6 separate regions of the Mus musculus genome follow, and regions 1, 3, 4, 5 and 6 are each linked to region 2. Evidence: chromatin loops called from intact Hi-C (ENCODE). Cell type or tissue: heart. All regions are shown on one strand. Region 1 has its middle 97 kb from the start of Gm46748. Region 2 overlaps Gm50595. Region 3 overlaps 2600014E21Rik (a long non-coding RNA gene). Region 4 overlaps Gm39857 (a long non-coding RNA gene). Region 5 overlaps Gm50595. Region 6 overlaps 2600014E21Rik (a long non-coding RNA gene).

The links. Peaks named below come from ENCODE experiments on the same cell type or tissue, not always from the same donor. Only the 100,000 strongest peaks of a DNase experiment are listed, where the experiment ranks them.
Region 1: a loop joins it to region 2, with 5 times the contacts of the local background. A loop is called at or near these places in 8 of 42 quality-filtered maps.
Region 3: it touches region 2 in a loop (6-fold over the local background); 22 of 42 quality-filtered maps call a loop at or near these places.
Region 4: a loop joins it to region 2, with 2.4 times the contacts of the local background. A loop is called at or near these places in 2 of 42 quality-filtered maps.
Region 5: a loop joins it to region 2, with 2.6 times the contacts of the local background. A loop is called at or near these places in 5 of 42 quality-filtered maps.
Region 6: it touches region 2 in a loop (4-fold over the local background); 17 of 42 quality-filtered maps call a loop at or near these places.

What each region holds. Positions count from the first base shown.
Region 1 is chr2:74,962,231-74,967,230 of GRCm38, reverse strand. No RefSeq gene overlaps it. Among named protein-coding and RNA genes, the nearest start is that of Gm46748, 97 kb to the left of the region's middle. In heart, a CTCF peak has its summit at 2,673 (motif pointing right); DNase peaks (open chromatin) are centred at 1,600 and 2,680; H3K27ac peaks cover 424 bases; H3K27me3 peaks cover 430 bases.
Region 2 is chr2:75,586,357-75,591,356 of GRCm38, reverse strand. The region is part of intron 2 of Gm50595; the gene reads left to right. Among named protein-coding and RNA genes, the nearest start is that of Gm39853, 25 kb to the left of the region's middle. In heart, CTCF peaks have their summits at 945 (motif pointing right) and 2,574 (motif pointing right); a DNase peak (open chromatin) is centred at 976; H3K4me3 peaks cover 988 bases; H3K27ac peaks cover 325 bases; H3K27me3 peaks cover 389 bases.
Region 3 is chr2:75,310,275-75,315,274 of GRCm38, reverse strand. 2600014E21Rik (a long non-coding RNA gene) reads right to left here. Exons shown (of 12, transcript XR_001783367.2): 9 at 4,133-4,258; 10 at 2,264-2,684; 11 at 1,228-1,396; 12 at 1-251. The region is part of intron 3 of Gm39857 (a long non-coding RNA gene); the gene reads left to right. Among named protein-coding and RNA genes, the nearest start is that of Gm34401, 27 kb to the right of the region's middle. In heart, a CTCF peak has its summit at 2,836 (motif pointing right); a DNase peak (open chromatin) is centred at 3,884; H3K27me3 peaks cover 1,069 bases.
Region 4 is chr2:75,354,933-75,359,932 of GRCm38, reverse strand. All of the region lies in intron 3 of Gm39857 (a long non-coding RNA gene), which reads left to right. Among named protein-coding and RNA genes, the nearest start is that of Gm32927, 2.6 kb to the left of the region's middle. In heart, no CTCF peak of the experiment used is centred here; a DNase peak (open chromatin) is centred at 2,942.
Region 5 is chr2:75,468,450-75,473,449 of GRCm38, reverse strand. It overlaps Gm50595, which reads left to right. Exons shown (of 7, transcript XM_017319380.1): 4 at 2,826-3,037; 5 at 4,234-4,294. Among named protein-coding and RNA genes, the nearest start is that of 9430019J16Rik, 27 kb to the right of the region's middle. In heart, no CTCF peak of the experiment used is centred here; a DNase peak (open chromatin) is centred at 2,929; H3K4me3 peaks cover 244 bases; H3K27ac peaks cover 1,038 bases.
Region 6 is chr2:75,149,841-75,154,840 of GRCm38, reverse strand. The region is part of intron 2 of 2600014E21Rik (a long non-coding RNA gene); the gene reads right to left. Among named protein-coding and RNA genes, the nearest start is that of Gm13652, 14 kb to the right of the region's middle. In heart, CTCF peaks have their summits at 2,139 (motif pointing right) and 3,668 (motif pointing right); no DNase peak of the experiment used is centred here; H3K4me3 peaks cover 310 bases.

The DNA.
Region 1 (5,000 bases), 620 kb after region 2:
AACCTGATAACCACAGATTTGGATACACGCCACCACATGCTAAGTGGCAGAATCGAGTCCATTAAATATGAATGTTCTTCCTGGTCTGGATGTTGGCTCAGCCGTATTGCTAACTATGGGGCTTCAGACAGGCTACTTGTCTATTTAGAGCCTCGGTTTCCTCTTCTGCAACAGAGAGATCTTGACAGCACTACCTCCCTCAAAGGGCGACTGTGAAGATGAAATAAGACACCAATGCAAACGTCCACAAATTATCAACAGCAATATTAACAAAGAGGAAGGAGCCAGATTGTGGGCACAACTCAATGCTAGAGTTTCTGTCTAGCTTATATAAGCCCTGGGTTCAAGTCCCAGCACCAAAACAAAGTGACTTCTGCCGGTCTAGGAAGGAGGTGGCTCATACAGGAGGATATAAGGGAGGCTGTAGTTATCCATGGTTCCTGAAAGTAGACCATCGGGAGTTCTGATTCTGAAGACGACATGCCCTAGCTTTAGGAATTTGGATGAGTTACTTCTCATCAACATCGTCTCTTAATTCTTACTGTTAAATGAAACTATGTATGCTGTAGGGTTGTGGTAAGAGTCAATAAAAGTACTAGTATATTAGATATGTTCAGTAGATATTCAACCTCCACTGATGGTGGGTGTTATTGAAGTCCTTATACTCCAAGGAAGCCGTGCCTAGCACTTTTCAAACTGTGCATAATGACAAAGCAGCCCTCTTTTGGGAGATGAGTATCCACACTACAATACTCGGGGCAAAATCCCATGGCATCTCACAACGGTTTTCTGTGAAGTTAAAGCCACCTTCTCTTCTCAGTACTGGCTTGGATCCCTTATAGGACATTAGAAAGCTCTCTAGAGAGGCAATCAGTGTCTATAGCGAGCTTTGGACACAGAGAGTCCACAATAAAGCCAACCATTAAGCAAACTGTAGCCCTCCATAAGCTGATATTGTCGATTCAAACAGTATCCCTGTCTGTCCGGATTCAACAAGACACTAAAGGCGTGGTAACTCCCGGAAGAGGAGGAAGGCAACAGGCAGTAAGCATCAAGAACCTGCTTTTGGTCTCAGGAGGATGAAGGCGCTGGGGTGGCCATTTCAGCCCTTGTTATTCCTCTCATGTGTCCTAGTAAAACTAAATTACAGATTTCTCATCACTTTTGTGATTCTCAGACTTTGGTGTGCATCAAAAAAACCCAGAAAGTTTGCCAAAACACCAGTGAGTTGGTCCTACCTAGAGTTTCTTATGTAGTACTTGTGGGATGCCCCCACCCCACCCCGTCCGCAGATTTCGGCTGATTTCCCGAAGGTGACAGTGCCGGGCTGAGGAAAGCGCCTGCCTAGCCCAACGGAGGAAGGTTTTTTCGAAAAAACACAATGGCGTTTTGGTCTACCTTCCCCTTTAAAAGAACTCTGACAGTAGTCTAGCCTTCCCAGTCAAGTTCAGTAAGTGCGTCCTGGGAAGTTCCTTAGGGTGGACCCTCAGAAAGGCACTGAGTCAGGAGCCGATGGCTTGCAGCTGCTCTGATGAAACATCCTGTAATCAGAGGCTGCTTGTCTTCGGCAGACCTCCCTTAGCACAAAGGGATCCCAGCCCAGCTGCCTGCTCCTAGTATCCCGGAGCAAAGCCACAGCTGGTCCCTAGGCCGCTTCCCTAATGCTACTAGGAACCAGTGGGTGTGGTGAGGACCTGGGGCCTCTTCGGTAGACTTCCGCCATCTCCTGATTTCCTTCCAGTCTCCACTGTCTTGAGGGAAACTGCTGAAGGTTTGGTTACCATGGCAACCGATCCTCTTTCCAAGGGGAATCCTGGTGTGTGATTTGATGGGGGGGCTACACCGTTTCCCCCCCCCCCAAAAAAAAACCCCAACTATTTTACCAGGAAGAAATCTTTCTTTTTGCAGTAAGAAAATTTTTTTTCCTATCCAAGAACCTCATTTTACATGGCAAACAGTCCTTGGAAGAGTGTGAATTTCCTTATCAAATGAAGCCTGCACCGGCTAGCAGCAGAGGGCAGTTAGCCTTCACCCACAAAGGGACGCTGACAACAGCAATTTTGCCTCTCTATCCAGTTGCATGGAAGTCTTGCTTGGGGTGGGGGGGGCACCTTCCTGGGGGATAGACAGAGGGTGTCTGAGGCCACATATATCTATACACATGCATGCACACTCACACACACACACACACACACACGATAGATAGATAGATAGATAGATAGATAGATAGATAGATAGATAGATAGATAGATAGATAGATAGATAGATAGTTGAGACTTCTCTCTCTTCCTACTGATGGTGATTCATTGAAATCCTATGATCAAAAGCTAAAGACTAGGGACAATGGGCACATGCCTTACCTCCGTTTGTCGTAAAATAGCTGGAATGCCCTTTAAGACTGGAGTCCAACTACGGAGTTAGTGTGCTGATGATATTCAAGACAATTGTACCTGTGAGATATATTTTTTAAATGTTTTTGCTGTCATCTATTTTAAGACCTTAAGTCGAGTTACACATAAAAGAACTAGATCCAGGATGTTTGGGGGGAATTAACAGATGATATTTAGCAAACATGTGGATGGGTCATAAGGAAACATCTGCAGAGAATCTGAGTTGGCACTGGGAAAGGCAGCTGCTTTAGGTTATGAACTGAGCTGAGCTGACGCAATTGAAGGAGCCTCCAGCAGGGGGCACCCTTTTGCAGTAAACTCCGTGGCCTTTATAGCGTTGCTCCTCACCAGCCGACCTTACACATAATTGGCATTTTGAATTCTCTAACCCTCTGCTTCTTCCTTCAAAGCAGACACTCCCCTCGGAGAAATCTTCCTCCCATCCCTAATGAAAATGAACATTTTGATGGGAGGCAGCTCTTGTGGCAAGGATTAAAAGCAAAATCTGAAGAAAAAATAGACAAGTCAATGAAATTAAATGTAGGTTTGTGAAGAAGGTTGAATACATGCCCACAAAAGTTAAAAGATGGTCTTGCCTGCTTTCGCAGCCGGCTGAAACGGCACAAGGAATTCTTAGACCGTCTCATAAAAGCCTGAGCCAACTGTGTGCATGGGTGTGCACATAGGCATCAATATTAAAGTGACCCTCTGTCACTTAACTTCTCAAGGATGAACGGTGTTACTGACAGTGTGGGTATGTGTGAAAAGGACCCTATTTTCTCCAGCCTGTGAATAAATAATTGAAACAGTAGCCCACTCATAATCCAAAACAATTAGCCCCATTTTATACAGACCTAAAACATCTTGAAAACAAATAATTTAGGAACATACAGAATGGTGCCTTCAAACCCAGAATCATAAGTTGAGACTCAAGTGGCTTTATTGTAATCTCTTGCCTCAGACTCCCCAATACTTGGATTACAGGCAGGCACAACTACACCTAACTAAATATTTTAAATAACTTATGTATTTTTTTCTTTCAGATACAATTAGACAGTTTAGCTCATTGCCTCATGTATGCTTCGCAGCTCAGTAGACACATTTGGGCAGCGTTCTCATTTAAAACTTGTTATGGATTTTTTTTTTAATTTGATAGGTTGGGTTTTTTTTTTTTTCATTTTCTTGTAAAGATTTTCTTGCTGGGTTGGTTATTGCATAGCTAGCTCTTGCTGCCCACAAGGCTTCACTCTTTACCATTTCAGGAACATTTGGAAAGCTAATTGAATTATTAATCAAGCTCTCATAAAATCCCAGTGGTTTCTCTCACTGTCCTGGGCACTCTGAAAATATTAAGTCCTCTGAGCCTTATCAGGGGCCCCTACTCTCCCACTTGATCACACAGTGATAAACTGAGACAGAATCAGAATTTGAACCCAGGAAGTCTGAAGCTTAAATCCAAATACTTCACCATGCAGTATCCCCCTTCTCTCTCTCTCTCTCTCTCTCTCTCTCTCTCTCTCTCTCTCTCTCTCTCTCTGTATACAAGTAATAGCAGTATCCAAATTCAGCTAGTATATTAAATGTCGCTGGTACATATTAGATGCTCAACAAAAGTTGGTAGTGAGAGAAGATGGCGGGGTGTGCATATACTGACTGACTCTCAACACCCACTTATAGAAGCAGTGCGCACCAGAATTCAAGTATCCCCGCCCTCCTAAACCTTGCTGAACCAGTTTGCTCACCCTCAGCCCTATTTCTCCGTCTCAGGATAATTCTAGCAGAATCTACTTCATAGGGTTATGGTCTGGACCAGGTCTTTGGAGGGTTAGCTCTGTGTGGATCCGGTTGGAAGATGGTGATACTCGCTACAGTCTCATTTAGAGACGTTTTATGTAAGGGCTTAGTCTGTGGTATCCTAAGAACAAAATCTTCTCAACCCGTCCCCCACGTGAGGTCAAGCAAGAAGCAAGTTCAACCCTTTCTTGAGAGACACAGAAGCATTTGATGATCAATATCGATCTGGGGAGGGGGTGAAAGAAAAGCGAAGATTAAGTGCGCTATTAGAAAATCGGTTATGGACTGAAATTTGCAAGGTTTACAGAGCTCCAAGTTCAATATTCCACCTCTAGAGCCAACATTCTTTAATGTGTGCAAGAGGAAGCTATAAAGTCTGCCCTTGACAGACTCAGGGAACAAGGAAATGGTAATGGGGAGGCTCAGATGGACCAGGCTCTGGACAACAGCAGGGGAGTAGGTTAGCCCCTTCCTTCCTCCTCTCCTCCCCCCTCTCACCCCCAGTTTATCGCTTCTTCCCACCGTGCTCTCACCCACTCATTGAGCCTTCTCCTGTTGCAGAGATGGCATGGGGGAAGAGCTGCCAGCTGGCCTCAGAGAGTGACCAGGGCTGATCACTGCCCGAGGTGGGAGCCATTTCCTCAGATCACCACAAATATGTAAAGTCCACCAGGAAGTTCCACTCGTGTGCTGAACTTTGGGTTCTCATGGCCATGTAGTCCAATTTCAAGGGAGACGTTAACAGCCTTTCCCCCGGTTTCTCTCCAGTCCAACAGAAATGTACACTAGTGAGAACCATAGTATTGCAAAGTAGGT
Region 2 (5,000 bases):
CTCCCCTCCCACTGAGGTCCACTCCCTTTCTGTCTTTCCTTAGAAAACAAACAGGCTTCTAAGGGATAATAATAAAATATAATGAGATAAAACAAAAACAAATCAGAATCTAACAAAACAAACAAACAGAAGGCACAAGAACTCAAGAAAAGGCACAAGAATCAGCTGCAGACAAAGAGACTCACTTCTTGGCACACCCATAAAACCGCAAACCTGGAATCCATGGTGTATACACAAAACCTATAAAGTAAAACTAATTGTAATAAAATAACAGTAACTTTTTCTTGCACCACCACTACCCGGTGTATTTATTTATTTATTTTAATAAAAAAGCTCTGACGTAAGGAGTTAGGAGACAAGGAACCTTAAAGTCACCACTGGGTTCCTTTTCAGTCGGCCTCTCCTGTTGGGCACTGCAGCCTGCCCTTAAGAGTGGTTTGTTTCTCCAGTGAGACTTCCTTGGAGAAAACAAAATTTTCATTTCCAAGTGGTTATAGATTGGAGAGAGTTTCTGGATTAGCACTGTGGAGTGTGTCCTCTCCTCCTTTCATCTGCATCTGGTGCAGGACACCCCCCCCCCCCCGCCCCGCCCCGCGTGCTACCTCCATCTCTGGGAGTTCATATGTGCACCAGTCCTGTTGTGTTTAAAAGTCTTGTTTCCTTGGTATCTTCCACCCCTCTGGCTCTTTTTGCCTCCTCTTCCCCTCCGGGTTTCCTGAGCCCCAAAGGAAGGGCTGAATAATATTTATATTTGAAAAGACAGTCTTGAAGCTTTTGTGAGTTAATGCATTTGACACTTTCTTTTAAAATATGTCCCCTTCCTCGTCGGTTTGACTATAGTATGAAGAAAAGTGTATTTATTGGCGAACTATAGGGGTTGCAGATTTTTATATAACCCACCATGTCTTGATGACACCCCAGGCAGATCGTGTCCACTAGGTGGCGCGCATGGGCCTTCGCTGTAATGCTGTGGGTTTTCTAAACCAGGCTAGGGAGCGCTGTGCTATCCCTGGTGAGGCAGCTTGCCCAAGACCAACTCCAAATGCCTTAAGCCTGGGGTTCCCACAGCTGCAGCTTGCAGCCTGATCAACCTCAAACCGCAGGCTGCAAAACCAGAAGCCCCTGAAGCGGCTTCAAACCAAAACACTGAGGTGGACAATGCCATGGCTATTTAGAGGAAAGGGATAAAGACACGAGGGGAGCATTAAAAAGAACGAGATCCTTCTGCACTGGTTTTCATGACAGTATAATTTTCTCTCATGTTGTAAGGTTGAGCACAACGTGAAATCGAGGCTAGATTCTGATGCAGATTTCAGAGTGGGAGGGGAAGGCATTTTGTTTTTCTTTAGGAGAGCGCCAGCTGATTCCCTTTATTTTCCAGATGAAACGCTGACGGCTTTGTCATAGTTTTATCCTTTATTACTGGTCTAAAAAGGGACAGGTGTCTTCCTTCCAATCCGAAGCAGCAAGTAATGGCTTTGGCATCATTTCTTTGCCTCTTTTAAGTTTATGGAAACCCATTTCTCATTGTTAGGCTAAAGATGCAGATCAGAACGGAGGAGCCTGATTCTTGTCACAGGAAGGCTGCTTCTCAGGCGATTAGAAAGCAGCAGCCGGGAGTCTTGACAGGAACGCGTGACAGATAGCTATGGCAACGCAGTTACAGACCCCGCACGCAGGGCCTCCAAAGCCCTGGGTTACCCCGCACGCACGCGTACAACTCTGCTTAGGAGCAACCCTGAGACCGGTTCTACGCGTTTCTGCAAAGCTTGCCTGTGCTGGTTTATCTGAGCTGGCTGAAGGCGGTGGGGGAACACGAGGCCTTTTTCCTGTAGTGTAGCTCAATGCAGCAGCATCTCTGTCTTGGGTTCAAGGGTACCCCGATTCTGTAATTACAGATCGGCAAGCTCATTTTGATTTCGGCCAAAATAACTCTTAAAAAATTTAAAGGTATCTTTGTGTGTCTGGTGTTTTGCCTGCACCATATCCTGAGCACAAAATAAGATTTTTTTAAAAGTCAAATTTATAGTTCCTGTAAAATAATAATAAAAGTACCTTTTTTTGTACTTGCCCAGGGTTCTTATGTATGTAATCCTCTTTTTATGGTGCTGATGGCAGGCTTTCAATGGATTTCTTAAGATCTCTTCCAATGGTATATAATCTTGGTTCAGAAATATGCATTAGTTCAACAAACCCAGACAGAAAAGTAATTAGGGGTGTATGGAAATAGTGGAGTAGGGACAGAGTGATTCTTTTAAAATGGGCTTTCCTAATAATTTCGTTTACTTAAAGAAAGGTGGGTGAACTATCTGCATTTCTGGAAGGCGTGTTGCCTCTTATTCAACCTGTGCTTATTGTTTCAAAAGACAGGAATTAACAAGCAGAAATAAAGCACCTTTTCTACAGCAAAACATTTAATTTTACTTACTAAAATGTTAGATTTCAATACAGACCCAGGAGCCAGCAATGTCTGATATATTACTAGAGAAACATCTGGAAGTGGCTGTAAGGACGGCTGAGTGAGTGTAAGGTTCGCGATATCATCTCTGGATGTAATATACTTCTTACCTCTGGGTGGCGCTGTTCAACTGCTTCTTGTTTTTATGTGCCGTTGAAAACCTTTGCTTCCTGTTAGATGCATTCCTGAAAGAATCTGTTAAAGAGACATTTCCTCTATCCACAGTTACGCCTTAAATAACTTTCTTGTCACATGGATATAAATTTAAAGTGGTTGTGATATGCCATTTTAATTACCAAAAGATGACCAAATAATATTAAAGATTGTTTATATGGGCAATTGGCCAGGTTAAAAACCCGATCTCATCTTGCTGGAGAAGAAATCATCTATTTACATTTTGATAGGCATTTAACCTGAAAAGACCATTCAAACACTAGAGTTTTAGTTTAAATTTGTTGTCACTTTTAAATCCATAAAGATGTTTCAGTAGAAGCCAGTTTTATGAAAGGGAAGGGTAGATATTGGGAAAAACTCCAACCAATTAAAATGTTATTTAAAAATCTAACATTAGTCACTAAGATAGTATTTTCACTTAAATTCAAAGCTAAACACCTTCAATATTAAACAAAACAATACAAAACAAAACAACAACAACCACAACACACACACAGAACAAAAACCTTCAGAAACCTATCTTTATCTTCAGAATTCTTCTTTCCAGAACAGGATTGCTTTAGTAAGTAGCAATTATGTTTACAATCTTGGAAAATGTATGGTAGGTAGCCATTACATCTCTTACAAACCCACAGTGAGTTAGTATTGTGGGCCAAGAGAACACATGTCGGTTGGTTTTTAAGACGTCTAATTCTTTATTCAAAACTCAGGGCCAGTCAGAAATGCCAGATGAAGGGGTTATAATGCCAAAGTTAATTTTGTTTTGTCATATACAAAGTAGTTAATGTAAAAATTATTGATTGATATTCTCCCTCTTTTAACTCTTTTAGGACTCAATATTTAAAGCAAAACTAATTTATCTAGGTGTTCTACTGCACAAAATTAATTCTACTGGGACAGGCGAGGCCAAGCCTCATTATGAAACGGTTGGTTCCCTTGCTGAACCAGCCTAAGCAGGTTGCTTTAGTTTTTCAAAATTAGGTACAACAAAGAATTTAACCCTTGAGATGCTGGGGAACTGGCCTTCAGTATTATACTACCTGGGCCATGGGATGGGACAGGAGACATGTCTTCTCCTGTGGGTTCTGCCTAGGACACAGGTGAGGTGAGGTGATTTATATACCAGGGTATGTGTTCATTAAAACCAGTGTTTTTCAGCCTTCCTAATGCTGTGACCCTTTAATACAGTTCCTCATGTTGTGACGATCCCAACCCTAAAATTATTTTCATTGCTACTGCATAGCTGTAATTTTGCTACTGTTATGAATTGTAATGTAAGTATTTTTGGAGATAGAAGTTTGCCAAGGGGTTCCCACTCACAGGTTAAGAACCACTGATTAAAACAATTAATCGAAAATATTCCTTGGGGCGTGGTGGCACACGCCTTTAATCCCAGCACTCGGGAGGCAGAGGCAGGCGGATTTCTGAGTTTGAGGTCAGCCTTGTCTACAAAGTGAGTTCCAGGACAGCCAGGGCTATACAGAGAAATCCTGTCTCAAAAAAAAAAAAAAAAAATATATATATATATATTTCTAGTATGTACCACTGTATTTCAGACCTTGCCTTTAAAAATGTGTGTGTGTGTGTGTGTGTGTGTGTGTGTATTGGGCATGGTAGCATATGCCTTTAACCCCAGCATTCAGAGGCAGAGGCAGGCAAATCTCTGTGATTCTACATAGTGAGTTCCAGGACAGCCAGGCTACATTGTGAAACCCTGTCTAAAAAAATTATATGAAAATAGTGAACTTCTTTCCCTGGGTGGCCAAATAGTTGTTCAGATTTGCTTAATTTCTGAATTAAGTATATATTACTGAATTAAGTAGTATAGCCACTAGGCATTGGTTATTGGGTATAGCTATAGCTTTCCTTCCCTCCTTGTGTGTGTTTTTCTTTTAGTATTTGTGCAAAAGTATTATTGGGGATTTTAAAATGTCTTTTGTTTTTAGTGTCTGAGGACCAAACCTATGAACCCTGTCACTGAAGCGCACCTCTAGCCCCGCACGTCTGGTTGTGTATGTACTTTTTGTTAAATGTAGCCGTCCTAAGCATGGAAAGTCTTGAGGCTAAGCTACTTCTTTTGTTCATTTTGAGCATTTTGAGCGCATTTTGTTTTCATAGACGTAGTTTTCTTCATTTAATGTGCCTCATTTCCCACCAGAATGTTACGAGTGGGTGCAATATATTTCCTCCTTGTAGCTGTCAAGGAATACTTATTTGTAAAAAAAGATTTATTTATTTTATGCATGTAAGTGTTTTGTCTGCGGATATGTATGTACACCACATGTGTGCCCGGTCCCCAAAGAGGCCAGAAGAGGACATTAGGTCCCCTGGAGCTGAAGTTCTGGACAGTTGTGAGCTACCACACCAG
Region 3 (5,000 bases), 280 kb after region 2:
TGTCTCTGCCCCTTGTCCTTTTTCCCAGCCGAAACTTCATAACCCTTGTTAAGGGAATTAGGAAGTGTCTCGAACAACACTGCTTGTCTGATCTCTTCCACTGCTTCTTCCTTTTCAATAAGGGTCCAGGCCAGAGTGAAAGGGAAGGTTATCATATGAAATGCTTCTCAGACGTAATAAAGCAGAAAGGAGAAGGTGGTCACAGCGGCAGTTGTACGAGGGACGGAGTGTGGATCTCTATAGCTCAGTGGCTGCAAAGCAGAAAATGAAGATTGTAAAAACGTCACATAAAGAAAAAATGCACAGTGGATTCGTTTTGCGATGCCCATAATTCAGTAATGCCTTTAAGTAGCTAGAAGAAATATAATAAATGTTTTTCCACAACATTGATCATACTGTATCAGAGGAAATATTAGTGTGCAGGGAGCCATGATTACACTGGTAGTAATTCTCAGTGCAGAAAACTGGGAGAAGATGGGACCCTTTATGGGCCCAACTTTTATTGGCTGCAGTTATTTACCTTTAAGAATACGCTTAATACAATGTCCTATAGCCAAACATTTTGGGGGGAATTCAAACCAGCCTTTTCAGTAAATCAGAAACCCTGCCACCATTTTATAGAATGTATGTATATGTGTGTGTATATATATATATATGTATATGTGTGTATATATATATGTACATATATAAGCATATGCAAAAGTATATATTCATGCGGATGCTCTGATACGTTCCAGAATACAAAAGCAAGGCAATTGACCATGTAAAAATTCTAGGAAGCCTGTAAAACAGGTTCTTCCTCTGTATTCTAAACCCCGATAGGAGTGGACAGGTTTACAGCCTGTGATTCCATCCAAATGTCACCTGTATATATAACATCTCTCCAAAGAAATTAACTGGATTATTGGATTATATACTGTAATAAAATGTGTGGTCGAGGAGAGGATATGCATGCCATGTGACTGAATTTGCAGCTTCTTCTTCTTCTTCTTCTTCTTCTTCTTCTTCTTCTTCTTCTTCTTCTTCTTCTTCTTCTTCTTCTTCTTCTTCCTCCTCCTCCTCTTCCTCTCCTCCTCCTCCTCACCTTCCTCCTCCTTCCTTTCTTCCTTCTCCCTCCCCATTCTTCTCATATCCTAACGCACCAAAGAAAACTTTGCAAAACAGGTCTGGTTTTTTTTTTTCTTTTCTCTTTTTTCCTTAAGTAGAGAAGAAACCAACTGTTTGTACCTGCCTCTTGCTCCTCTGGCAGGAGCTGGTAATGCTTATTGCTGGCTGAAGCTGTGCCGGTACAGACGGCTCCTATGTTCTACAGAAAAGTTCCACATCCACTCTCCGTGGGCTCCAGGTGAACTCCAGAACTCATTCTATGCAGGGCTGGAGTACATGGCATAGACTCCTGCAGAATTAAAAGGAGAGGTGAGACCTGAGCTTGCCCGATGCTCTAGAGTCCTGATAAAGCCCTGTTGTGAAGGTGACTAAGAGGAGCCAGAAGGCAGAGGAAACTCAGAGGGAACAACCACGACAAAGCATCTGGACCATCCAGCATCCGGACAGCCCAGCATCTGGACAATCCGGCTTGCAGTTAAAAGGCTTTCCCCAAAGCAATGCAAACTGGATAAAGACTGCAGTCAGCTGCTCTGCCTCAACCATCTCGTCCCTAACTCTCCTTGACACAAATAGGAATCTTGTCCCAGGCAAAGGCGGTCTTTCCTCCTCTTTCTCCCAGGACTCTTTGCTTGATGTAAATCACAGGCTTGGCCTCTGTAGCTGGACACCTGAAATACATTATGCAAAGAAAGGGTACTTGGAGTTTTTTGTTGTTATGATTTTATTTCAGTGACATTAAATCTTAGCTTTAGTATGTGCTTTCCACACTGGATTGTTTACTGCTTTGTTTGGTTACTGTTTGTATCACAGAGGAGAAAGTTCTCTCAAACTTCCTAAGGAGACAGGTGGTTGGAGGAAGGCCGCCGAGTCTGTGAAGCCTAAGGGAGAGAGGTAACATGTATACCTGGCAAGTCTCTCTGGAGGAGCGGTGCCTGGCATGTCCCTGTGTCGCCTGGTGCACTCGACACTGACATGACCATGCACGACTCCCAGGCTGGTATAACATCACAGACTTCTGTCCCAGTTTCTTGCCTGAGCCAGGCGGGAGACACTTTGTAGGCAGCTTTGTACACGTAACACTGTTCTCAAGCAAAGACAGTTGTTCCTGGGTGTTGGCTTCTTTTTATTAAGGTAGAAAATTTTCTTTTTGTCTTACCTAATTAATTTCCTGGCAGTTGAAAGAGTACAATTAAAAGCAAGGATGTTTCAAGGTGGTTTTCTTTTTGAATTTCCTCTTGGGAATAGTATCCCATTAAAAGCTCAACTGAAAAAGTTTGGTAAGGTTAGGTGGGAAGTCCTGGTCTCTCATCTCTCTTTTCTCTTTTCTTGCCCTCTTTGTCCCTTCCTCCTCTCTTCCCTTTGCTTCTTTTTCATTCATCTATTCTCTTCACTATCCCGTTTTTCCTTTTCCTCCTTCTTTTAATTCATCTTTAATAAATACTGATGAGTTTCCTAGTGAGGTTCTACAATAAAACACGTTCAGGGTTGCAGAGCCTTCCCTGAAGCGTTTACCAACGGAAGGTAGTGAAACTTCTGGTATTGCCGGGTGTGTAGGTCAGGCATCACCCCTTCTGCACCTGCAGAAACAGATGGATTAGGGGAATCAGAGATACTCCTCAATTTTAAAATTAACGATTTTTAAATTTTAAAACAATAAGAATATATGATTATAAAACAGGTTACATTTGAAAAATGAGATACACTTGTAATTATTGCGATAGCCGCTGGATGGCACTGTTGCATACATCTGGTGGAAAACCTTTCCACTTAGCCCGGCATCGGGTTTTGAAGATTTTTAGGGGTTACCTTTTGACTGGACAGATGCCGTCAGACTTGTAGACTGTCTTCCCTTTTGGAGAAGTTGGTCCAAATCTCAAATGTCCCTCTCCACTGAGAATTCTCATCTTTCCAGATGAGGGTCCTCAAACAATTCAGTATATTTAAAAGGAGAGTTATCCTTTTATGATGGTTTCCAACATTATATATTGATTGTAATGAGCACACTCTAAATTCCAAGTGGAATAAGGCAAAAATTAAGCTATAGACGCCCTGGATTTATAAGGTGCCCTCCCCGACCCCCCAAATAGCTTCCAACAGTTTCCTATCTGTTCACTCATCTGATTCCCAGCAGTCTTAGGGAGCTACCTGCTTTAGTTCTTAATGGAGTCAAACTTGAGGTGTGAAATAAAGGCAATGAAGTCATAGTTTGTTCTGGCTTTGCCCAGAGGAAAGCAAACTAAATGTATGCTCCAGGCAGCTTCCAGTTTGCAAAAATCACTTGTTGAAATTTTGCTAGTTCTTGAGTTTATTTTTATTTTTATTTTTTTAGTTTTACCATTATATACTCCATGGACACTTCGGGACTTAAAATTTTATTTTGACAAATATAGGTCATTTTGTGCAGCTGACGTTATACAGAAATTGGACCTGGAGAGTGTTCAAATGCTGGGGGGGGGGGGGGGGGAGACCTTGCCCAGCTAAAGCAGTGAAGAGAAATGGATTAACAGATGGTACAGCAGTCAGCCTTCCATATGACCATGAGCTTCAATGGCGCTGTGTAGTTCAGTGTCTTTCTTTTGACTCCAACTTTGAGCTTGTTTTCTTTAACTTCCTCTTGTGCCTTTGGCCTGGGGAAGCCAGAGGGCTTGGGGGACTACTGGCCTAGATTTTTAGATGGGGGGAGGGATGGAACTCTGTGTTCTAGTGAATTATCAGAGAGCTATGCTGCCTGCCGTCTACGGGATGCTTTGATCCAAAATTTCAGTCATTGTTTCCACATTTAGGGGCTGGAATGAACATCAAAGGAGTGGGTGTACGGAATTTACTGAATGCCAGGGAAGTACAATAACATACAGAGGACATAAGCAAATCCCAGTGGCAAAATTTGCTGCCAATTCTTGTGCATAATAGAGGCCCTAAAGTGACAGTCTATCTTTGACAAATGCATAATGATATCAACGCCAAGGGAAGGAACTTGCATGCTGAAAGGTGAATAGAGGAGTCAGGAACAATTCAGTGGACTTACACACTTCCTCCCTGTGTTTTCTCACAACAAGGAAAGCAGATGTCACAAGTGTATTAGGTAATCGGTGGATGGGGCTGCAGGCTTGCCAGCAGGTCTGGACCAACCTGGCTCTTTCAAGATATTTCTCTGAAGATGAGAATAAAATATGATTATAAGTTATTTATCTTCGGGAGGGAAAAAATAAGGAATAAGTAGAGTGAGAATCACTCTCTTGTTCTGTCTTGGGTAGTTCCAGATTTTAAGGCCCATATGTTGTTTGCTATAACTTCTTCGCCTCCCAGGGCCAATGCATTTCAAACACTCCAGCTAGTCACTGCTCTGAGGAGTCTCAGAAGCCAAGGCTCATTTGTATCCAGAGTCTTTGTTCAAATATGGATTTTGCTTAATTTCTGTGCACATAAAGTAAAAAGCACAGAACTGAAACCAGGCCGTTGTGTGATCATCTAAAAACCTACTTTTCAAGCTCCTTTAAGTTTTAGTTTTGATATAAAAACAATAAAATGACCATAAAAAAGTTTTCAGAAGCGTTGACATTACGAGCAGTCACTAACCAAGGCTGTTCCCAGAATGACTGAACAAATCTGGATGGAATTCTTGAGATGTTAACGGCCATACAGTTCCATCTCTAAATATTTCATCTAGAAGGTGATTCGATGAGGATCCTATAGAATAAGATTCACGCCTCCAGGGTCCCAGAAGCTATGTGGCTATGGATTTCACTGTTGTCACCAGAGTTGCTATGGGAAGGCAAAGGCTGTTTCTTGCCCTCAGTTTGAAAAACTTAGAAAAGGCAGACAAATATAAAGATGATGTCTGTAAGCTACTTCAAAAACAGTTAGACTGGGTATAGAGGTTTTTGAGGAGGGAG
Region 4 (5,000 bases), 230 kb after region 2:
ATAAATATAAGCAAAAGGCTGTTATATCAAGGCTTTATATTTTCCAGAATAACCATAAATACCTCTGTGGCAAGAATAACTCCTCTGTAGGAGAGTTTGGATAAGCTGCTGGCTTTGTGATAAAAAGGACTTGGGGAATGAAGGCAACAGGAGGATGATACCTGTGGCAATTTAGTCAACATCAGGTTTTGAAACTTTATTCATTTGAATGGGTGTGCACTGGTGCTCAGTGCCATTTTAATGCGCCTTGTCCAACAACTAATTATGTTAAACATCTTTTCAAATACTCATATGCCACCCAAATACCATCTTTATCTTTTCAAAAATGAGTAAGGTTTTCTTTATCCATCTTCTTATTTTTAAGTTCTGAAAGTCCTTTATGTGTTCTGTTTGCATGCAGTTTTCCTCATGTCTCTTAATACACTGTGGTAGTTTGAATGGTTCCCCTAGGCTCATATATTTGAATACTTAGTCTCCAGTTGCTGGAACTGTTAGAAAAGGTTTAGGTGGTATGGTCTTGTTAGGGGCTATGTGTGTCACTGGTTATGAGCTTGAAGTTTTAAAAGACTTGCCCCATTCCCAATTTCCTTTCGCTGCCTCCTGATTGAGGGCCAAGACGTGAGCGCTCTGCTTCTCCTGACTCCATGCCTTTGCTCCACCAGCATAGACGCCAACCCTCCCATCAAATGCTTTCATTTATAAGTTAATTTAGTCATGGTATTTTTTAAAAACAATAATAGAAAAGTAACCAAGACAAACACTGACTTATTTTAATTCAGTTTGGAATGTTGAGTGAGCCTAGATAGACAAATTTTGTTGTGACATACTATTCTTTTTATGTACTTCTACATTAGAATCTCTGATACTTTGCTGATTTGTGTGTGTGTGTGTGTGTGTGATTAAGGATTATTGTAGAACTGCTTAATTTTAAAGTAAAACAAGATCCAAAATACAATGAGTTATTTATAACTAGTTTTTATTATTTCCTATTTGTGGATGAGAAATTGGTACCAGAGAAGTTAAATAACTTGACCAGAGCTGGCCAATGACAGAGCAGGCCTTTGAAGCTAGTCACTCTGCTTTTGAGGCTGTCTCTTTAACCATTCAGACCTGCTGCTCCTAAGAGATCTTAGTAAAGCGGATGCCCAGTCTCTAGTCTAGGTGACCCCCTCAGCAGTAGTAATTGAGATAACAGATTAGTGCCAAGGAAAGGTGTCACTATTGTGGGGCATGGGGACTGGATCCAAACCCCACCTCTGCTGTTTGAGCTCCTTATGTGTTCTTCAGTTCCTCGCCTTCAGAACATAATACTCCCACTGTGGTATCCTCTCATCTCTGTGAAGATGGAGAAGATTGAGATAACAGATCTAGAACAAAGCTGGGCGTGCTTCCAATAATAATAAGAGCCCAATGAAAATATATCCGGCTACTTTTATCATGAATACATCTACATGATCACACACTGATGCTAACTTGCATGTCCAGTCTCTGAAGGTACATTTCAAACCTTCTAAAGATATCTCACAAGTAGAGACAACACATAGGTAAGACACAGCAGTTATGGCTAACTTGAAAATAAATGGTGCATCCTTCTGTAAGGTTGTCATTTCATCTTATGCATAGACAGCAACTTAGGAGAGCTAACTCAGGTGTTACCTAGGCTCCTCCTATCTCTAGGGATGGGTTTTGGCCAGTACTTGCAGTTTTTTCCGGAAGTTCTATGTATTCCTGAGGTGGGCCATGTGGGCAGAGGAGAAGATGTGCGTTCACATGGACACTTCTGACTTCTCTCTTTGAGTCCATTTGTCCGTCCATTGTAGAAGATCCACTCTGCATCCAGTGATGATGACAGTGTACATACATTAGGGGGTGTGACCCTTCCTTTGACTTTTGACTCAGAGAAAGGCTTTCCAGGTCCTGTGTTCAATACACTTCACCTGAGCCTTCTGTAGACACAGGTGTATTTTACATGACCCAAAATTTATAGCTCTAAGCCAGTGGTTTTCAACTGTTTTTAATACTTCAACCCTTTAATATAGTTCCTCATGTGGTGATGGCCAATCATAAAATTACTTCGTTGGCACTCCATAGCTGTAGTTTTGCTACTGTTATGAATCATAATGTAAATATGCATGTGTTTTCTGATGGTCTTAGGCAGCCTCTATGAAAGGGTCAGTAGAAAACCACAAAGGGGTCACAGCCCACAGGCTGAGAACCACTGCTCTAAGCTGAGTTATGTGTCTCTTTTGGAGTCATTCCCTCTAACTATACACATTGCCTCATGTGCTTCCTTCAGTCACTTTGTCTCTGAACATCTGCCTCTTGCTGCCTTCTGGGATTCTGGTCCGCTTTGATTTTCCTTTCATCTTTCCTTGGGAGAGCAAGCTTAACTCTCTCACTGTTCAGCTCCTGTGAACCATGATTCTTTGGCTTTTCCAACTTCTCCTCAAAGTGTATCCAGAGATGATCTTAAGCAAATTGACTCTCTTAAAACAAAACAAAACCAAAACTAAAAAAATGCTGGCTGCCAAGATCCTGTTCATTTCTCTCAAACTACGACCACTATGACCCTTGAGATCCTTTTAAGCATATCTGAAGAGCAATTTTATTGTTTTGACTAATTACATGAATGATAGGCTACAAATCTAGCCTCTACAACGTTCTGCACCAAAATAACTGTGCTGGAGAGCACAGTCCCTTCCTTCAAGCACCGGACTCTGGATTTGATTCCTCAGTACCACAAAAACAAAGGAAAGTCCCAACATCATTTGCCAGATAACTTCTGCCAGACTGAAGTAGGAAAACATGAAAATGGATCCAGTATCCAGAAAACAGAACAGAAAAAGCTGTTTTAAAAGATGGAGCATTCTCTCTAGGGTTTTAAGGCTTCTCCTGTTCTTGGCGGAGGCCTCTGTGGTCACCGCTACTTGGCCAGTTCGTCCTGGTGACAGGCCTGCTGTTGTTCCTCTCCCTTCCCTGGTGACTTCTGAGAGCTCCCTGTTTGAAAATGGGTCAACGGCTTGTTTATAAGGTCAAGGAGAAGAGACCCAGACATGCAAGCAGAGATGGGGAATGGCTGTGCCTGTGATCAGAGCTTAGGGGACGGACAAGTTGACATTGGACAGGAGAGGGCAGGTCTGTTTAGTTGAAGGTGCAGAAGGAGGAGTGAGTAATGGCAGGGGAAGTCTAGGCTTGTGGCTCACGATGACCCCTTTACAGGGTAAGGAAGGAGGTCTCAACTCCAGCGAGGGCCTTCCAGAAGTCAAGAGACAAAGGCTGTTAGAACATCAAGGTTTGTCCTCCCTTTCCAAACAACCTTGACTTTGATGTTTTTCTTTCTTCTTTTGTGGCTTTTCAGGGTTGTCAACACAGAGTTCTTTCATTTACAGCCAGGCCCTGGCTGTTGTAGAGGCAACTATCTATTCCTGGTATTGGAAAGTTGCACAGTTGGCACAGGAAGGGGGCAGTCAGGCCTTACTTCCAGGGACTCACCCAACTGTGGAAGCCTGAGGTGTTTCTCAGCCTCCTTTCAGAGGGGTTTGACTCTCCTTCCCTGGAAGCCACCCACCACCTACACCCAGCCCAGGGAAACCTTTCCAAAGGTTGCTTTTACCTTGGTGTGCACAGTCTGTTTCCCTCGATGCTAGAAATGTCTCTTGGGACTCATCTGCTTAATAACCACATAATTGCTTTATATAGTTTGGGTCAATACACCAAGTTTCAGGGAAAAAAAACACCACTAGGTATTCACTTCCATGGTAACTAGAGTAGAGCATAAGGATTTAAAGTCACTAGGGGTACAGCTAAATGGCAGTGTTTCCCAGCAATACCTAAGTGATCTTGTTTCTATTTAACTATTAGTTCTGAGTTACTGCAGTGGTGGGTTTTATTGGGGCGTTTCTCCCATTTATTCTGTTATACTATTTTCCTACTTATCTTCCTCCTTTACCCCCCCCCCCCCCACTCCCTCCTGTTCACCCACTTCTCCTCCCAGGTAGTCTCTCTTTTCTGCTTCCACATCTTGAGTTGTTGAATATCAAATCAAATACCTGCCATGTCTTGAATGTGGACAGCGAGGGAAGGGTAGCAAATGTTGTTGCACATCTTGCTGTGCCCTGTTCTGCCTGTTGATCTGTATGACTCCCTCATATGTCCCTTGTCAGATAGATAGTTCCAGTACTTTGTCCCAAGTTGCTCATTGTCTCTTGGTTGCTTCTTTTGTAAGTAGACGCTCTTTAGTTTGATCCAATTTAGTGTGTCTGTAGTTTGCTTTTTTTGTCTGTGCTACACTCACACATGTGCACAAGTACAACTACACATATGTATGTATATATACCCACCCGGCCCTGCTCAACGTCATACAACATTTTCTTTTTGTTTTAGACACCTTATAGTTTGGGGTTTTACATATTCACTTCATTATTTTAGTGAAACTAGCCAAACTCAGATTCATAAAAGAGCTGTTTCTGTGAAGGCTGATGAAGTATCCTAGCGGCTCTGCCCATCATAGAGGAAAATTGCATCTTCTTTTTCTTCCTTTGTGGCAGTTGGTAGAGTTCATTTGGAGATCGTTTATCTGGAGACAGTGTTACCAAATGGTCCCTATTGGAAAAGTCAGAACGGAGCAGCTCAAGGCAATCATCTTTTTAAAAAGTGGTTTTAAGCCTTATCTAGACCAGCATCATTGAGAGCATCACAAAAGCTATACAGTTGAACCCATGAAAACATGAATATGTATGAACATGCAATGTTCAAACTATTTGGGCTACAGAAGGTTCATGGACATCATCAAACTTAGCAGTTGGTTCTCCTGGGGATCCAGGGAACAAAGATCAAGAACCAAAGGGAGTCACTGAGCCCAGTATAAACCGGTTGTTGTCCAGCATCCCACTCCCCAGACTTTATTTCTTGTTCTTGTTTTTTGTTGTTAAGTTTTGCTATTTACTTGTTAGGTGATCGCAAAATTTATCCCTTGGCTGGGGGTAACTTCCTTCCTGAAG
Region 5 (5,000 bases), 120 kb after region 2:
GGCTTTTCTTGCAGTAGAAGTTCATTGCTCAGGAAGGGGAAGAGAAATTTATGTAAGGAGGAGAGTCCTTAGGGTTCCGCCCCAGGCCAGTGAGGCATTTATATTCCAGGTGATGCTCACGGCTCAAGGTCAGCCCCGCTATCCAGGCAAAGAAAGAACCCCGACTCCTTATAAAGAGTTCTCTTTCTGGGAAAGTGAGGTAAGCCACATAAACAGAGGAGACCGGGGTGCTCTGATGTTGTAGCTGTGCTGTGTGCTGACATCCTGCAGACCCTATCTCTTCAGTTCTTCTCTTTTTGGCTAAACAGCTGGCCCGTCTTCAAGGCTGATGCACCATTAGCATCCCATATGAATTTGGCCTATGTATGGCAAACAAGGTTTATTACTAGAGAGAACAATGATTTGGCTATTGTTCTTTAGTTTTTTGTTCTTCTCACTAGTGCTGGGACAACAATAAGGCCTCGGTGAGATCAGAGCCAGTTTGAATACCAGGTCTGAGGTCTTGATTTCCTGTCTTAGCTGCTGTGGGTGCATTTAGAGATGACCAAGGAGTGTCCTCTCCAAATATCGTACATTTCGATGGCGGAAGCCAGAGGTAGGCATCTCTGGTTTTAAACATTTAAATAAGACGTTTCCCTGTGAAAGCTGGCCCCGGGATCCATCTTCATAGGCCGGAAATAGAAAAGTGAAACCGACTAATCCATCAGGTCGAATTTCTAGCAGCCCAGTTTGCTTGCGAGAATCATTTTTGGCTTGGACATTTTAACCAGGAAACATAACATTTCTCTATCCTATTAATACCAGCTGTGGGTAGTTGGTCAGCATTGATATTCACTGCCAGATGTTAGCTGAAACCTCAAAAAAAAAAAAAAAACTCCTTTAAAGTAAGTTGTAATGCCAACATTTTATAAACCTGAGACCATGTGTTTTATTATTTTTCTAGACCTGCATTCCTGAGAATAATTTCAATTATGAAACCTTATGATTTGAAGACACATATTTGTTTATGCAGATAGTAAGTGTATGTGGAAACATTATAGATAGTATCTAGTATCCATACATCCCTTTAATTACTATGAACTTAGCCATGTAAGTGGGTGAATGGGTGATGTCCTGACCTCACACATTGCTACTACTTTCTTGATCATTTTGGATCCTTCCAATGGAGTCAATCATGCCCATTGCTTGGCTTTAGTTAGAATCAATAATGAATGACTTTGTATTGTCATGTTTTGACCATTGGTGCAATTCAACTTAAATGATGGAGGCCCAAAGGCCCGTCTTGCTTTTCTTATATACCTATTTTTGTTGTTTGCTTGTTTGTTTTGAGACAAGAGTTTCTCTCAGTAGCTCTGGCTGTCCTGGAACTCACTCCGTAGATCAGGCTGGCCTTGAACTCAGAGATTCACTTGTTTCTGCCTCCTGAGTCCTGGGTATGAAGGTGAATGTCATCATTGCCTGGTTATTTACTTATTCTTTTAAAACCATTTTAGAGATTAAAATATAATTAATTCACTTCCCCTTTCTTTTTCCTCCCTCGAATTCCTCTCTATACACCTATTCTTAAAATGGTAAAAGATCTCTCTAGAAATGGGAAGTCCTCTTAGTGGGACTGAGCAGGCTGCCTTTAGACCAATTGTCAGACATGTTCACAAGGGCAAATGCTTCAGGAAATCAGAGTCCTACCATGTCCAGGGAGAGGAATTCTCAAAATCTTTGCTGCTGGAGCCACTGGGCATTTGTGAATCACCCGCTCAGTGGCTGCCAACCAGGGACTCCCACCTCAGCTGGGCACTGGGACTTTCAGCGTAAGAATTGCTGATCCCTAATGCTGAAGATTCTGAACTAGTCCTTTTGGGCTGGCATTTGAGCAGCAAATTCTCTCTCTCTCGATCTCTCTCTTTTTTTTCTGTCTGAGGCATGGTCTGGCTCTATAGCTGAAGCTGGCCTTGAACTTGTGTTCTTCGTGCATCAGCTTCCTGTGTGCTGGGATTCCAGCCCATGCTATCACACACTGCTGCCTTTGCATTTTTAAAAGATTTGTGCATGATTATTTTGGTATTTAGAGAGAGTTAAGAATAATTGTCTCGTGTAGTTTGAAGGCAAGCTTATAATAGTGCATCAAGTAGGAGACTACAGTGAGGGGGGCACTCAGCATTGCTCAGATAAACATGTCTTATTTCAAGACATGAACAGGTTTCTTCTCTCATTTTCTTCCCCTCCCTCCCTCCCTCCCTCCCTCCCTCCCTCCCTCCCTCCCTCCCTCCCTCCCTCCCTCCCTCCCTCCCTCCCTCTCTCCCTTCCTCCTTTCTTTTTTTTTACTTTTTGGAGGGAGGAGGCAGGGCCACACTATATAGGTTTAAATGGCCTGGAATTTGCTATGTAGATCTGGCTGGCCTCAAAACTCACAGAGATCCATCCGCCTCTGTCTGCTGAGTGCTGGGATTAAAGGTGAACATTACCACTGCCAGTCCGAAGCCTTTTCCTTCTCAGAAGCCCCCGGTCCCTTCCTGAACGACATGTAAACACTGTGTGGACCCTGTTTTCATCACATCCCAGGAAACCGCAGCACTCTAACCCCACCACTTCTAGGGCAGAGTCCCACACCAGAAGCCACAGTGCTTCCCCTGAGAGACCGGTTTTCTTTATGGGACACAGCCTTCAGTGAGGTGAAGAGATGCGGGGGCACAATAGGCAACATACGGGGTGGGGGTGTGAACAGAAATCAGCAACTCAGAACCAGATAGACTGATTTCGTGGGGGAATGTGGGCCCTGGTGAGCCTTATGATTTTTCTCAACCAGCACCCCGTTTCCGTTTCTGCAGCTCCCCACAACCACAGCTCTGAGCAGCGTGGGAAGACAAAGACAGCTGTGCCCGCTGGCGGCCTCAGATGTTCCCACAGCAGCGCTACACTGCAGGGTCCCCAGGGTCATCAAATATGCAGAAGGATGTTGGAGTCCTTTGTATCACAGCCAGAAATGCCATGTGCTCGGCGTTGGATCGCACTGGGCTCTTGTTCCTGCCAGTAGAAGATTGTGAGAAAGGGGAAATGGCTCTTTTATCAAACTGTATGCTGATAGCAGATTACGGGTGTCTTTGTGAGCTATAGAATGACAGATTTTCCAGGTTCTTGTTCAAGAAAAATGGCTAACTGAGAACTGTACTGGAATAAGAGCCCGACCATTCCAGAAGAAAATCACTGTCCTTAGTTCTCACTGAAATCCATTTTTAAAGGCTACAGCCTGCCTGTCCTCCTTGAGAAGAGCCAGCCTCAGCCTGCACCGCAAAGCCTGTTGGGTAGTTAGCTGCTTTTAGTTGATTAGCTCGGGAAAACTAGAGCTACCTTGAAACTCCCTGGTGGCTGGGGATGCCGGGAAATGCCACTGGGTGAAAGAGCACATGGCCACACAGCAGATGCCTCCTCCATTTCCCTTCAGACGTGAGACTTCTTGCAGTGGGAGATATACAGCTTTCATAACTGAGAACTAGAATATCCAACTTGGGTGACATTTTTTTCCTCTTCTATTTAAGCTGTTTTTCTTTTCTTTTTTATTTTAAAGATTTATTTATTATATGTAAGTACACTGTAGTTGTCTTCAGATACACCAGAAGAGGGCATCAGATCTCATTACGGGTGGTTGTGAGCCACCATGTGATTGCTGGGATTTGAACTTCGGACCTTCGGAAGAGCAGTCGGGTGCCCTTACCCACTGAGCCATCTCACCAGCCCCAAGTTGTTTTTCTTAACACAGCTAAGAGTACTGTGTTTTCGGAGTTTTGTCTTTTCTGAATGACTGGGAAGATTAACAGGAGCTTAATATTATTTCACTGGTCAGTGTTGGCCAATGGGAAGAGTAAGTGGGTTTCTATACCAGCAGCCCTTGGTCCAGTTTAAGCAAACATTTCCTAAGTGACAGGGATGAGAGAATAGAAATTTGTTCAATAAATTTGCCAATGAAAAAGTAGGGCATGGTAGTTTGCCTCTTATTAGAGCTGGTATTAAACGGTGTAAGTAAAACGGAAGAAGAGGAGGAAAAGAGGAAGGAACAACAACAACAACAGATACATGGAAACTGTGAAAGTTTAGAAGGCTGGTTATGTGTAGTACTAGGGCAAACATCACAGCACAAGCCGGGACCTGTTATTTACAACACACCTTAAGATATAACAAATTGTGATCAAGATCCATGTCTTGGAACAAACAGGTCATCAGCTGTCTTTTTCACACTAGGTCAACGGAACATGTCCTCTGCACAGGAGGTGGTAAAAATGGAGCCCTCTATGATTCTGAGGTGGGTCGCTGCTTTCATTAACTCTAGGCTGTAGCCTCGATGGTTGCTGGCCTGAAAGGCAGGCTGAGTACATGTGTGGATTTAGACTGAGGACATCCACAAGGCTCCCACGGAGGGAGAGATTCCGACTCTAACGAGCTGAGCGACCTTGACCCAGCCCTTCAGCATCGAGGGCCTTCCTTTTTTCAGCCAGGAAACAGATCTCCTCAGGGAGTAATGAGAAACTGAACTGTTCTCAGTGTCTGAGAAGATGTAAAGAAACCATGTTAGTTTCTAATAAGACTATTTCTTAAAAAAAAAGAAGTTCATGTAGTGGGCAAAGCTCTTTCTCATTATTTCGTTTTAAGTAACGTTAGGTCTATGAGTTGTACCCAGCATTAGGTCTCACTGGGAGGTTCCTGTGTGTGTGTGTGTGTGTGTGTGTGTGTGTGTGCTTTGCTTGGTCTCATACTTTGTCTCCTCCCCCCACTCTCACTCTCCTTAACCCATCCTATCCCCACCATGACCATTCCACAAATGTCAGACTTTTATTTTCAGGACGTGTCTGTTTATTTCTTTTCTTTTCAGAGTCCACATATTAGAGACAATGCTATTTATTCTATGTCAGGCCAAGTTTGCTCTGGATAATTTCTGGTTCCACCTCTTTCCCTGCAACAGTGTGATTTCATTCTCTGTGGCTAAGCAAACTCTGCTGTTGCGTGTGCCA
Region 6 (5,000 bases), 440 kb after region 2:
TTTCAATCAAGCAAGAAGAATGTTAACCAGGAGGGTTCCTCCCAAGTCCCCCTCCATTCCTCACCCATGTCGGATATTTACTTTCATTTTGTAGGCGCTGTTCACAGCCAGGCTTATGAAATCTGGAATTCATCTCTAGACAATAACTAATCCTTACTGATTACCAACAAAAAAGTCAACAAAGATATTTTCCTGTTTACGTTCTTATCAGACTGTATCAGAACCAGCTGTTCTCAAGTTTGTTGTTGCTGCCTTTTTTTTAATCCCAAAGGATAAATTCTCCACACTATTCTCTGAACACATGCATACAAACCTGCCTCTTAATACATTCTTGCAATTCTAGCTGAAGTATTTAAATGGGTGGGGAGGAGACCCCCCATACTCTTCTGTGACTCAAGAATAGAATGTCCTACCTCTCAAGGTTGACTCTCCTTTCAAACTCGGGATATACTAGAATCTGCCCCACCTCGGCAGTGTCCTGCTTTGCAAGGGTGCCTCCTGACTCTGCTCAGAGTGTCTGTGTGGAACTTTGTGCTATCCGATGTAACTTTAACCTATAAAGTGGAGACAACGGTAGGAATATGAGGATGTTGCAATTTCAAACCAATAACAGGCGACCTCTCTGCTCTGCTTCCCATCAACACCAACCTCCTGTGAGATAAGCAGTGAGTAGTTTGCCTTCTTGGAAGAGAGGCATAATTGTTGCATTGCCAAGGAGGCAAGAATGTGTAGTGGTCCAGCCAACGTGGCTTTGTGGAATGTGCTGCTATCCGAGTTGCTATATAGCTCTGGGCAAGCAGTTAACCTTTGGTGTCTCGGCTACTTCATCTGTAAAATAAGGATAAGAGCTGTGCACAGGTGTGATGCCTGGACTAATTAGTATAATTATCATTATTGATGGGAAAATAATGCTGGTCACTGATATCATATCTCATATTAGCACTAGGAATCATTTTTATTTCCTCTACACAGGATCCATTTTATAGAAGTCTGTAAAAAAAAATCTGATGACAAGAGCCATTTGTATTCAGAGCCTGGGATGGTACAGTCAAACCAATAGTATCTACCTAAGCTCAGCTCCTTAGGAGACATTTGTGATCATTTGTATTTAGAAATTTTCTAAATGTAGGCTAAATATGTACACTACAGAAACTCTAAGAAAGTTCTCATGGCTCACCCTCAAGTAGTAAGCTCCACGGCAGAAGAATGCTTCCCAAGTCAGAACGAGGCAACAACATGACCTTCTAGAACAAGTCTAGATGGAGTCCCAGAGTTTAGAGAAATCAAAGCCAACTCCAAGTGTATCCTGAAGACATTGTTCATATGTCCAACATCATCCACTGCTATGTGGCTATCTGCCCCATAAGGACCCCAGGTCAAGCAGCCAAACACCAGAGCAGACAACAGAACTTCAGATGCCATTGTTTCAGGGCTGTGGGGACAATAAAGTGGACCTTACTTCCACCATGGTACAGCTAATGACTTCATGCATCAATGACAGTGCAATTGAGGAAATTAAAAAAAAAAGTCTTTCTCTTGATTCTGAGCTAAATATTTGAATTATTCTTCCCGTGATTTTTTTTACATGTTGGCAAAAAGTGACAATGAGCCATTAAAGGAAGCATGGAAGGCTGAAGCTACCAAAAAGGTCAATGCTCAGTGCCACAACGATACAGGCCTCTGGATCCCTCCGAGTAGACACACATTGATGACAGGAAACCTTAACTCCGGCTGTGAGTGAGTCCTTCCCGACTGGAATTCTCTTTCCATGAGCTGAGCCAACACTAAGGCTCAAATTTCCAATGTCTGAAGCCCAAAATTACCTTCCTGTCACACAGAGACCTCTAACTTTTCCCTCATATTAACTTCAGAATTCTTGGTAACAACTTCTTCCCACCAGAACCATTAAATCTATGACCGTTCCTGCCTTCACCTATCAAATGAAACATACCAATTAGCATTTTTAGCAGATGTGTACTACATCATTAAACTCGATTAGGAATCCCTTCGTGATCAACATCCATCTCTCTGTGTCTTGCTTGAAGGTTAATAATGTCTGACTGACACGGGGGAAGGGACTGTATTTATGCAGTGAAGACCTGGGTGTGACATCCAGAGAGAACACTTCTGCCTCAGTCCACTAGAGGGCGCTTTCCCAAGATGGGAGAAGGACCAGAAGCAGACCCTCAGTTCCTCGACCTAATGACTGCCATTCAGAGGTTGAGAGGAAGCAGCCTCAGCTTAGCTGGCTCTCTGTTCTCACCATCTGTGGTTTCTCTTTCTAGTGATACCTCTCTCCAAATGTCAGAAGTCAGTGATGGCTAGGTCACAGGATGGTAGCAAGAAAAATTGCCCTATTGGGCTGTCTAAAATAAACATCAGGTTTCAGTCTTCAAAATCGATGTTGAGTGAGATTAACTAGACCATAATTCCTGAGTTTGAGACGTCCGTGGATTCTGCAGCCTTGTGTGTATGGCAGAGTGAATGGCGCGTGTATGTTATGGGGAAAGTGCCTGCATTATATATAATGCATAAGGAAATGTACCTAGCCTTTAGCATACCAGATGTTTCTGCTTAGAAGCCTGAGTTATCTGGGAAATGTAGTAGGACATTTTGCAGTAAATACCCTACTTGATTGACTTGTTTTGAGGCCTCACCACTTAGGCTGATTTAGCTCATTTAGGAAGGAATATAAATTTTAGCAATGAAAGACAAAGCCTACACATTTCCTTTTTTCCTATGTTTTATATTTCATAAAAGGGGTGGGGAATGGGCCTGTTTAGGTGAGCTCTATGTTGGTGGTAAGGTGAAATGCAAGACATTTTCCCTATCTGTAATATTGTTCAGTGTAGCAAACCCTTTTTCTTGTTACAGTACAGTAAATGGGGTGTTTAATTTGGAATTCAATGTAGTCGTGAGTCAAGGTGCAGCAGTTTTATTACAGAAATACAATTTTATTGGAGGCTGAAGATTTAATCTACACCTTACGTAGAGAGCCATAAATGGCAAACCTATTTTACATTTTGCATAGCATCTGATATATGTAATTCCTGGACTAATTTTAGAGTTTGAGGCGGCGGAAGAGTCGCGATACTTAGATTTAAATTCCTCAACGCCTCAGCTACAGATGACATTTTCAAATGAACATTTTCCTGCTTCTTAGTCATGGGTCTGAAGCCACTTCTTCCCTGTGGTGACTAAGCTGTGTACCACATTCCTTTTGCAGCTCTCCGACTAGGTGAGCCACAAAGCCACCCTGAGACAACCTCGAATTGCAGCAAATGCATCCTTTGTTTAAATTTGTCTGGGAGGTCATTCAACTTGAAAGTAAGGTGCCTAGATGATGTGGGCACTTTGCTTCAGATTGTTCTTAATGTGTTGTGGTCATATTTTTATCTGTTCAGATATATGTATTGAGAATAAAATATTTGCAATGTAAATTTTGAAGGATTGAATAGGAAATAAATGTCAGATAGTATTAGCTGGAAAACTAGAACTACGTTTGAATCCAAGTTCCAAATTTGATGAATAATGCATTTTCTTACACACACACACACACACACACACACACACACACACACACACACACGACAGCCTTTCCATCTGTTTGTCTTTGAAGCAATATCCGGAAATCAACATTTCTTACCGCTTCTTCACCACCAGGTGGCGCCCTTTGTTTATGGACATCTGTCCATTCCCCCCACCCCCAAAAGATGCTTCCAGATAAATAGCTCCAGAGCTAAAATACTGTTGCAAACACAAAAATTTAACGTACTGAGATAAAAAAAAAAGCTAGAGCTTTTCAAGCATTGGTATAATAAACCTTGCTTCAAGACTCCTCTTGCTACTAGATTTAAGAGCATCACACATTTTCCTATTTACAATTCCATATCCAAATAGCTGTTGTGTGTGCCATAAACAGTGTCCCAGCAAGTCTGCTTTACACAGCGCTATCATTTTATACTTGTAGATGTTTGGCACCTGCACTCAAAAGGAAAAAAAAATCAAATTTCTGCTTTAGATTTTTTTTCCTGTCTTAAAAGCCTAAACCTCATAGAAAAGAAAATGTTTTTCCTTAGACAAAAGAGAGTGGTGGAGCAGCTGTCAGTAGGAGAGAGTCAGCTCTTCTTCCAGTCAAGTTCTTTTCTCTTCAATTGAAGATCTAGTTAGGGGCAGTCTGAGACCATCATGGCTTTGGTCCTGTTAAAACAGTTAATCTGAGCTAAATGCTATTGACGAAGGTACATTATCTCATAATGGTATTTTAAAGAAATTAATCAAAACATAAACAAAAGGCAATGATATATTGTTTTAAATCAGAACCTCAATTCGCTTGTGGAAAGGACTGTGGAATGAGTTTACCTGAGCTAGCTTCCAATGGCCAACCTTGCCCTGGAAAGGTTGCTTATTCACAATGAAATACTCTGTGCCACCTCTGCCTTGGGTCCGTTTCTTAAGGGCGATTATGAACCACGAGGCAGGAAGGTCTATTAATGACAGACTCATTTGGTATCGTCATAGAGCTCCATTTCTCACTGACGCGCCGTTTCCATTGCATTAAAAAAAATTTTTTTTTCCCTACAGGAATTTTGCTTTCCTTGTGCTCAACACCTTTGAATTTTGCTCACGCATCTGCTAAGCAGTGAGTAGAAGATCTGTGCGTGTGTGCTTTGTTTGAGCGCCCCCGTGGCCTGAGAAATTTGGCTCTCCTGCTGGTGTACAAACTGGTTCTGTAACGGGGAAGTTCAATGCATGAGCCCTTATACAACAGATGCAGCCTCACCATCTTCGGTCCGCTAGCACACAAGAAAATGGTGGCACAGGCAGTTAATGCACTGTGCCCACCAGATCTGCCCTGGAGAGGATTCTATTCTTCAATCTCAGAATCAGGCTGCTATTTTCAAAGGCTGCTAGGCAGTGGCGTAAACGGGTTTGTTTTGTTTAAATGTTCTGACCGACTGTGTTCCTGTTTGTGGGTGGGTGGGTGGGAGGGTGCGCGA